2 separate regions of the Homo sapiens genome follow, and region 1 is linked to region 2. Evidence: chromatin loops called from intact Hi-C (ENCODE). Cell type or tissue: ascending aorta. All regions are shown on one strand. Each heading gives the region's core, and the rest is flanking DNA. Links, peaks and the distances in the headings are about the cores only.

Region 1 (4,392 bases), core at 244-4,243, 100 kb before region 2:
TGTGGGTGGAAAGGCTGGCATGCCACTCCCTCTCCTTCCTGGTTCAAGCCAAGCCCATGCAGAGAGGGACAAAGGTCACCTTATCTGACTGCCTCTGGAATGACCAAGTCTCCTGGCTCCGTGGTGTGACCCTGGGCCTCCGCTCCAATCTTCCCCAGCATGAGGCTGGCTGGGAGCTGATGGAGAGCGGTGTGCTGGCTATTGTCCCTGCAGACGCGTCGGGGCTGTGATGACAAGGACCTGCTTTGGGAAGCCCTGACATCATCCTCTGGCTATGCTCGCAGGACTGGCTCTGGGCACTGGCCCCTTGGGGATCTTGGGCTGGTGACTCGGAGCCTCTCCTCTCCCTCTTGGAAGTGATCAGATGAATGAGTCAGCTGTACTTTCTTTGCATAAACATTTAAAATGCCAAGATTAAAGCAAGATAATTGGAATCCTAGTTACCTTTCTGTGAAGACCCACACCAAGGGCAGGAAACCATGAAGTAGAATATGAAAATGCGCCTCCTTCCTTATCAACCTGTGAGCTGGCCCGGTCCACTGCAATAGAAGCTATTTTAAATCATGGACAGACTACCTCCTGACATCCTGGAAGAGACTGAAGCAAAATTTGTGTCCTAAGGGAGAAAGTCGTACACAGAAAGGTAGCTATAGTTTCAGTGTAGCTGTTGCCTAAAGACATTTGCATAGATTTAGCATGTCATAGTCTACAGACTGATTGGACTATCTAACCAAAGTCAGAACTCACTGCTCTGGAAAGCGATCAGATGCTTTTATTATGGAAATGGCATAATAGGTAGATGTTGGAATGACTAATTTTTTTTACTCAGATCCCTGGCACTTTAGAAATTTGCCTTATGTCTTTTTTTTTTTTTTTTTGAGATGGAGTTTCGCTCATCGCCCAAGCTGGAGTGCAGTGACGCGATCTTGGCTCACTGCAACTTCCACCTCCCAGGTTCAAGCGATTCTCCTGCCTCAGCCTCCCAAGTAGCTGGGATTACAGATGCCTGTCACCATGCCCAGCTAATTTTGTATTTTTAGTAGAGATGGGGTTTCTCCACGTTGGTCAGGTTGGTCTCGAACTTCTGATCCCAGGTGATCCACCACCGCTCAGCCTCCCAAAGTGCTGGGATTGCAGGCATGAGCCACCACGCCTGGCCTTTTTTTTCCTTTTTTTGAGAGATAGGGTCTCACTCTGTCACCCAGGCTGGTGTGCAGTGGTTTGATCATAGCTTACTGCAGCCTCAAACTCCTGGGTTCAAGTGATCCTCCTGCCTCAGCCTCCCGAGTAACTAGGACTACAGGCATGCACCAGTATGCCTGGCTAATTTTAAATTTTTTTGTAAAGATGAGGTGTCACTATGCTGCCCAGGATGATCTTCATGTCTTTTGATACACCTGATCCTAGGGCCACACAAGTCAGGAAAAGCAGTTAACCTGTGTAAATACCTGCCCTGCGTTGCTCTTGAGGTGAATCCTCTAGGGATGAAAAATAACATTAGGCAAGGCGGGCAGATCACGAGGTCAGGAGTTCGAGATCAGCCTTGCCAACATGGTGAAACCCCATCTCTACTAAAAATACAAAAATTAGCCAGGTGTGGTGCCACGCACCTGTAATCCCAGCTACTTGGAAGGCTGAGGCAGGAGAATTGTTTGAACCTGGGAGGTTGCAGTGAGCAGAGATCGCGCCATTGCACTCCAGCCTGGGCGACAAGAGCAAAAACTCCATCTCAAAAAAAAAAAAGTGCTTTATCCTGTCTCCCTTTTCTCTTTGACAGGATGCTCCTCAGCCCCTCCCAGAGCCTCAAGCTGCCCTCAGATTTCTAGAGGCCTCTCTCCAACTTCAGCTCCCACCTGGGCATGCCCTGCCCACCTCTCAATGATGCCTGAGATGGCTTCCACAGAGGCAAAGCCCTTACTTCACAGGGCGGCAGAGGCAGACTCCAGGCACTTCCTTTCTCTCTCAGCGCTCACCCTTTCCTCCCGCCACTCCCACACGCTCCAACACTCCCAGCTCCCTGATTCTCTTGCCCAACTCTTTCCCAGAACCATCCTCAGCAAAGTATTTGTCACGTATGCCTCAGTGTGTTTCTTTACCCCAAGGGTGGTTTACTCTTTGGAAATTATTTCTCATGATGGAATGATAGATTTTGTTCATGAGAAAGTTATGCCAAAGCAAAATGTTCTTTTTTATGCCAAAGCAAACAGCCCTACCATCTCACTCAGGGCCATGGTTATTATCTAGCTGCCTTCAAAATGAACGATCAGAGAGGGTGAAGACTTTTGGTGTCTCTGAAGAATGACTAGATTCTTAGTGAATAGGAGGGTTTTGTTATGAAGTCTAAGCGTGGGGCACATTGGTGAGCAGTGACTAGCACAGGATCTTTTATAAATGTAAATGATAGAAATGGGTGACTTCTGGACCAGCCCCGGAGGGGCTGAATTATTGCTTTCTACATGAAACGGTCATGGTGATAAAAAGAACAAATTTAGGTTTGACAATGGGGCTATATATTCTAAATCACGGGTTCTTTTTTTAAAAAGACTGGCTGGGCACGGTGGCTCACGCCTGTAATCTCAGCACTTTGGGAGGCCAAGGCGGGTGGATCACCTGAGGTGGGGAGTTCGAGACAAGCCTGACCAATGTGGAGAAACCCCATCTCTACTAAAAATACAAAATTAGCTGGGCATGGTGGTGGATGCCTGTAATTCCAGCTACTTGGGAGGCTGAGGCAGGAGAATCACTTGAACCCGGGAGACAGAGGTTGCGGTGAGCTGAAATCATGCCATTGCACTCCAGCCTGGGCAACAAGAGCGAAACTCTGTCTTAAAAAAACAACAACAAAAAAACCTGACTCAGGTGGGAAGACTGGCCCAGTCCCATGAAAAGGTGAGAACACTTTAGGAGAAGATGCTTGTCTTTTGGAGCTGAAAACCTGGGCCCTTCTACTGTTGGTAAAGCTGGGAAGGCCAGCCTGGGTTCTGTTTTACTCAAGCCAGGAGTCAGACATCTGGACAATATACGACTTTCGTGGGAGCTAAGGGATGTTCACGTTAAGTGAAGAAAATGCTCTGATGACCAGCGAGAGAATTAACAAGCTAGAAGTAAGCCTGTAGGGGTCTCAACACAGAGGGATATTTCAGTAATAATTACCACTCATAAACTGAGCAAGACCATGCTAAACTCCAGGATATCATTTCTGTTCTCATGAATCATCGCTTTCATGTAACACAATGCTTTTGGTATTCAGTGTTCTGGCCTGATAAGCGGTTTTCTACGAAGGCGAAATAGGCAATGAGGTGCATGCTCTCAGATACAGCCCCGAGGAGGACCAAGTCCCCTATTACCCTACAGAATGTCATTTTAGGGTGATGAACCTGTTTTTTTCCCTCCACCTGGAAACTGTAAGACTCTATGAATTCAGAAAGTCAACTTGCAGCCTGGGAGTGGGATCAGAAACTGGTACTCAAGAGGAGAGGGGAAGAGACGCGGTGCTTTCATCCAGCTGACTGCAAGAGGGATGATGTCTGGGAGTAAGAAGGAAAATCCCAGGGTAGGGACAGTCCTCTGTCAAAAATGTCCTTCCCTGTGTTGGGAGAGGTTCTAGATTCTAGAGTTTCTATTGCAGGGTTGGAGAATTGTTGGTCCTTAATGAAGTTTGGAGGGAGGGAGACAATGAGTAAATGATCCTCTCAGAGCTTGGCAGAAACTCAGAAACACAGCTGCAGAGAGAGCTGGAAAATGTAAACACATCTGGAAAGGCACGTGGACAGGGGAGGGAAAATACCCAGAGGCTGGAAGAATGATACACAGTGCAACCACAACCAAGGGAGAAGATATGATCACAAGAAGTGACATACAGAATAGTGAGCTGGGTCACCTTCGCCATTGGAAGGACTATAGCTGTCTCTATAGCTGTCTCTAAATGCGCTCTCTGTAGCTGTCTCTAAGCAACTCTCTCTGTCTTTATGATATTCCTGTTCACCTTTCCCCTAAAAACTCAGGCACATTTAAAGGGTCATTGCTAAAGAGGCTGATGCGTAGATGAGTAACAGGTGCTCAATTGCCCATTACTGCTGTCCACTTTTGGATTTTTCTTGGATTAAGTCACCCTGTATCTTCTGCCTCTTTCTCTAGCCATTCCTTTTGTTTATTAGTCACAGATTCCCTGTTTCTATGTTAAACACTACTGCGTGGGAGCCTCATTTTAGACCTCTTCTCTTTTTATACATCCTAATTCCCCGCAACTACCTTCCTCCACTGGGCGCTCATGATTCTTCAGAGAAACTTAGAACAACTGGGAGCCAATACTGTCTACTACTTGAGGCCAATAACTTTAAAATTCAGGAGGGGAGTGAGAATTTTTAGTAATAGGTAAGTTGTACAAATTAA
Region 2 (4,392 bases), core at 210-4,209:
TTAGACATGCAACTTCAAGAAGAATTTTACTACCTCGAACTCCCCCTAACTTCTGCCCTCCCAACCAGACTGTTACCCCTTGAACTCTTCTATATAGAATTATGGAGACCTTAGGATCTCTGCTGATGAATGCTGTAAGCATGTCAGGGTAAGCGTGGGTTCTCTGGAAAACTAATGGTTTTCTTATTTTCCTGCAAAAGTAAATTTAGGACAACATATCATTATTAGATTTATAACATGGACTTTTTTTTTTCTTATTTATTTCTGGAGAAAGCACAGGAAGATACTCTTACCTACCATTTTAAGGTTTTTTTGTTTTGTTTTTGTTTTTGTTTTAACAGAGTCTCTCTCTGTCGCTCAGGCTGGAGCAAGGTGGTGTGATCTCTGCTCACTGCAACCTCCGCCTCCCAGGTTCAAGCAATTCTCCTGTCTCAGCCTCCTGAGTAGCTGGGACTACAGGCGCCCACCATCATGCCCAGCTAATTTTTGTATTTTTAGTAGAGATGGGGTTTCACCATATTTGTCAGGCTGGTCTTGAACTCCTGACTTCAGGTGATCCACCCGCCTTGGCTTCCCAAAGTGCTGGGATTACAAGCGTGAGCCACCACACCCAACCCATTTTAAGGTTTAAATACTTATCATTTATTACAGTTCATGGAAAACAGCATTCTCTTTAAACTTCTGGATTATTTTTTACACCTAATGTGAGCAAATGTTCATAAAGGCTTTTCCAGTATGAAGTGATGGATTTAGGCAAGCGGGTGCTTCTGAAAGACACGAAAAGACTCAGTAAGCACAGTTGCTATTTGTGAAAGAGACTGATGGGTACTTGTGGAAATTAGCAGCTCCCCGTCTTTTTTGGGCTGGTAATTGTTATGTGACCAAGCTCTGGCCAATGAGCTGTAATGGAAGTGTTGTGCGGGGCTTCTAGAAATCTCTTTAAAATAGAGGAGACCACACTTTCCCTCCTTTCTCTCTTTCCTCCTACTTGAAGTGTGCCGTTCTGATAGATAGCCATGATAGAGAATAGCTATTTGAGACCATGAAGTAACCTGGAGAATGGAAGCCACATGCTCAAGTTGGCAGAGGATACAGTTCAGAGCCTGGGTCCCTGATGACTCTTTGGTGTCACCATACCAGACATCACACCAGCCACAGGCTGCCTACCTCTGGACTCTTTTTATGATTAGGCCACTATTAGGAGAGTTTTTTAGTTTAGCAGCAAAATCTAATTCTAATTAATAGACTCTTACAGGAACAATCACTTCAACTCTAAGTTTCTATTGAAATAATTACCCATGGCTTATCTTCCTGTTTGGTAACTGTCTGAGCATTCCAGTCATGTTGTGGCATTGGTAGATCACAGGTCATCAGGCTAATGGAAAGTTACAGTTGACATAGTTTAGCAATAGCTCTGATGCAGCTTCCATAAGACCTAAGAGAATCCCCAGGGCTCTGTCTTTGAGCTGCCGTTGGCCAATCTTCTGTCTTTACCTGGCCTGTTGAATAATGGATATACACAGCCTAGCTCCTCCCTCTGCTATAAATATTCTAGACATGAGAAGCACCAAGCCATTTTTCTTTCAATTATTTTGTGACTCTTATGGCTATTTGACTTTTCTGCGTCGAAAAACAAACATAGAACATTAAGATAAAGCCAGGTCTGCCACAAATGCAAAAAAAAATTTTTTCTCTTCCCTTGAATGTTTTCCTAGTGACTCCTTTTGGAATGTTATTTTGAACTTACAAAGGTTCTTTTAAAAAAACTTTGTATATTTCTTTTAAGCATCCCTTGAGAAAGTCAGATTTAAACTTAGCAAACTCATTGGCTTTTTAAAAGCACGTTCTTAAAATAGTTGATGTAAATCTTGGTGGGAAATCTTTAGGTGCCCCGAATGGACAGAAATAGAAATGTTAATGGAAATGCCATTTGTGAAGACATTGGTGACGGCTCCATTCAGATGGACCCAATCAGGAAAGACGGGAGTTTGCAAACCATTCCAATGTGAGTCTGACTTTAGGAGCCCCAGAGGGGAAAAAAAATAAGAAGCCAGTGAAAGAAAGTAAGAGAGCAGGCGGTTATAATGGTGTTTGGACAGGAGAGACTCCTAGGTATGCATGTTAACACATTACAAAAGTCACAGTTATTTTCTAACCCTTTTATGGAGCAACCTCATCTTTCAAAGATTACAAATATTATTAAATGAATCACTCTGGTAGGTCTGCGAGGCTTGGCATGACGTCAGCTATTTTGCTGTAGGTCAACAGGAGAGTGAGGTCACAGAAGGTCCAAGCTACACGGAAAGCTAGTGGCAAAGGCCTCTGGGTGCTTGGCTTTACAGACTGAGGACTCTGAGCGTCAGATGTTTAGAAATGTGCTTAGTCACATGGGTGGCTCATAGTAAATCCAGGCAGTGCCAGCACAGAGGTGTGGCTTGGTGATGGTGCCGTGAGGCGACAGTAGAGTAGGAGCTTTATCTCCCCCAATTCTATTCCAGACATCCCGCAAACCGCCCCCCAAAATCAATCACGTTTATGAAGAGTTGAGTTTTCCTTAGTGTTATTTTAAGGATGATTAAAAATATCTACAGAAATACAATTCTGAGGCCGGGCGCGGTGGCTCACGCCTGCAATCCCAGCACTTTGGGAGGCTGAGGCGGGCAGATATCCTGAGGTCGGGAGTTCAAGACTGGCCTGACCAACATGGTGAAACCCCGTCTCTACTAAAAATACATAATTAGCTGGGTGTGGTGGCGCGTGCCTGTAGTCCTAGCTAATCGGGAGGCTGAGGCAGGAGAATCGTTTGAACCCAGGAAGCGGAGGTTGCAGTGAGCTGAGATGGTGCCATTGCACTGACTAGGCAACAAGAGCGAAACTCCATTTCAAATAAAAAAAAAAGAAATACAATTTGATTTGTCCCCTACCACTCTCACTTTCTCAGTACTTCTCTCCTGCTCTTCAAACCAGAGGACTTCCATTTCTCTGTAATTCTCCCACCCTCATTAAGTATTCCATATCCACCAGAATTCCCAGCCCACAGGTTTTTATGTGATAGTGCCTTGCTATATTTATTGCTATATTCATTGAAAGGCTTCAGTCTTTAATGGTACCAGGCAGATTTTTAGCATGTTAATAAATGTGGTTTAGGCCAAGCACGGTGGCTCGTGCCTGTAATCTCAACACTTTGGAAAGCTGAGGTGGGAGGATCGCTTGAGGCCAGGAGTTCAAGACTAGCCTGGACAACATAGTGAGACCCCCATCTCTACCAAAAATTAGCCAGCACGGTGGCTGAAGCCGGTAGTCTCAGCTACTCAAGAGGCCAGGCAGGAGGATTTTTTGAGCTCAGAGTTCAAGGTTACAGTGAGCTGTGATCGTCCCATTGCACTACAGCCAAGGCAGCAGAACAAGACCCTGTCTCTAAAAATAAAAATATGAATAAAATAAATGTTGTGGTTTAGAATTATAGATCCCACCATAAGTCTGGGCATTTTTGCTAAGAGTGCACTCTAGTCATGGTGACTATACCTCCTTATCTGCCCTGTTGTGCTACTGCTATTGTTATTATTACTGTCGTCTTTCACTTGAAAAAGTGTCCTAAGGCCGGGTGCAGTGGCTCATGCCTGTAATCCTAGCACTTTGGGAGGCTGAGTTGGGCGGATCACTTGAGGTCAGGAGTTCGAGACCAGCCTGGCCAACATGGCAAAACCTCATCTCTACTAAAAATACAAAAATTAGCCAAGTGTGGTGGGGTGCGCCTGTAGTCCCAGCTACTCCAGACGGTGAGGCAGGAAAATCACTTGAACCTGGGAAGCAGAGGTTGCAGTGAGAGCGGAGATGGCGCCACTGAGCTCCACCCTGGGTGACAGAGCAAGACTCTGTCTCAAAAAAAAAATTAAAGAAAAAAAAAAAACCCAAAAAACAGTGTCCTAAGTTTGCATGATAAATTATAGGCTGTTCCACAGCCAGGGGACAAAGGACTCGCAGGCTTTTGAGTCCAGAGGTTGGAGTGGAGTATGATGTATCCAGGTCCATTGCTGGGGCAGGCCAGTTGGTGTTGGCCATAGATGCCAGCTCCCTGTTATTAGAAAGGTAGATCATCGGGTTCAAGCCTCCTCCAAATGGAGATTTTTCCTCTGTCACATTGCAGACATGGTCCTTAAGGCTGGGACAGGGACCTGGCTTTGAGAAGCAGCCCATCCTGCGTGTAGCACTGACGGCAAGGGAGTTCTTTGTCAGACTGAGCTGAATGCTTCCTTCTGGAAGGGCCAAGGACATCTGCTCTGCCTTCTACCTGATGACACTTTAGATGGTAGTATGGGAGGCCAGAGGATGGAAAGATACTATCTGACTGGAGGGTCAAGAGAGATCATTTGCTTCTCTTCTCTCTCCCAG

The links. Peaks named below come from ENCODE experiments on the same cell type or tissue, not always from the same donor. Only the 100,000 strongest peaks of a DNase experiment are listed, where the experiment ranks them.
Region 1: it touches region 2 in a loop (3-fold over the local background); 1 of 110 quality-filtered maps calls a loop at or near these places.

What each region holds. Positions count from the first base shown.
Region 1 is chr17:12,726,933-12,731,324 of GRCh38, reverse strand. The region is part of intron 5 of MYOCD (myocardin); the gene reads right to left. Among named protein-coding and RNA genes, the nearest start is that of MYOCD-AS1, 23 kb to the right of the region's middle. In ascending aorta, for the core only: no CTCF peak of the experiment used is centred there; a DNase peak (open chromatin) is centred at 1,984; H3K27ac peaks cover 4,000 bases.
Region 2 is chr17:12,625,316-12,629,707 of GRCh38, reverse strand. The region is part of intron 3 of LINC00670 (long intergenic non-protein coding RNA 670); the gene reads right to left. Among named protein-coding and RNA genes, the nearest start is that of MYOCD, 38 kb to the left of the region's middle. In ascending aorta, for the core only: no CTCF peak of the experiment used is centred there; DNase peaks (open chromatin) are centred at 1,380 and 2,317; H3K4me3 peaks cover 469 bases; H3K27ac peaks cover 4,000 bases.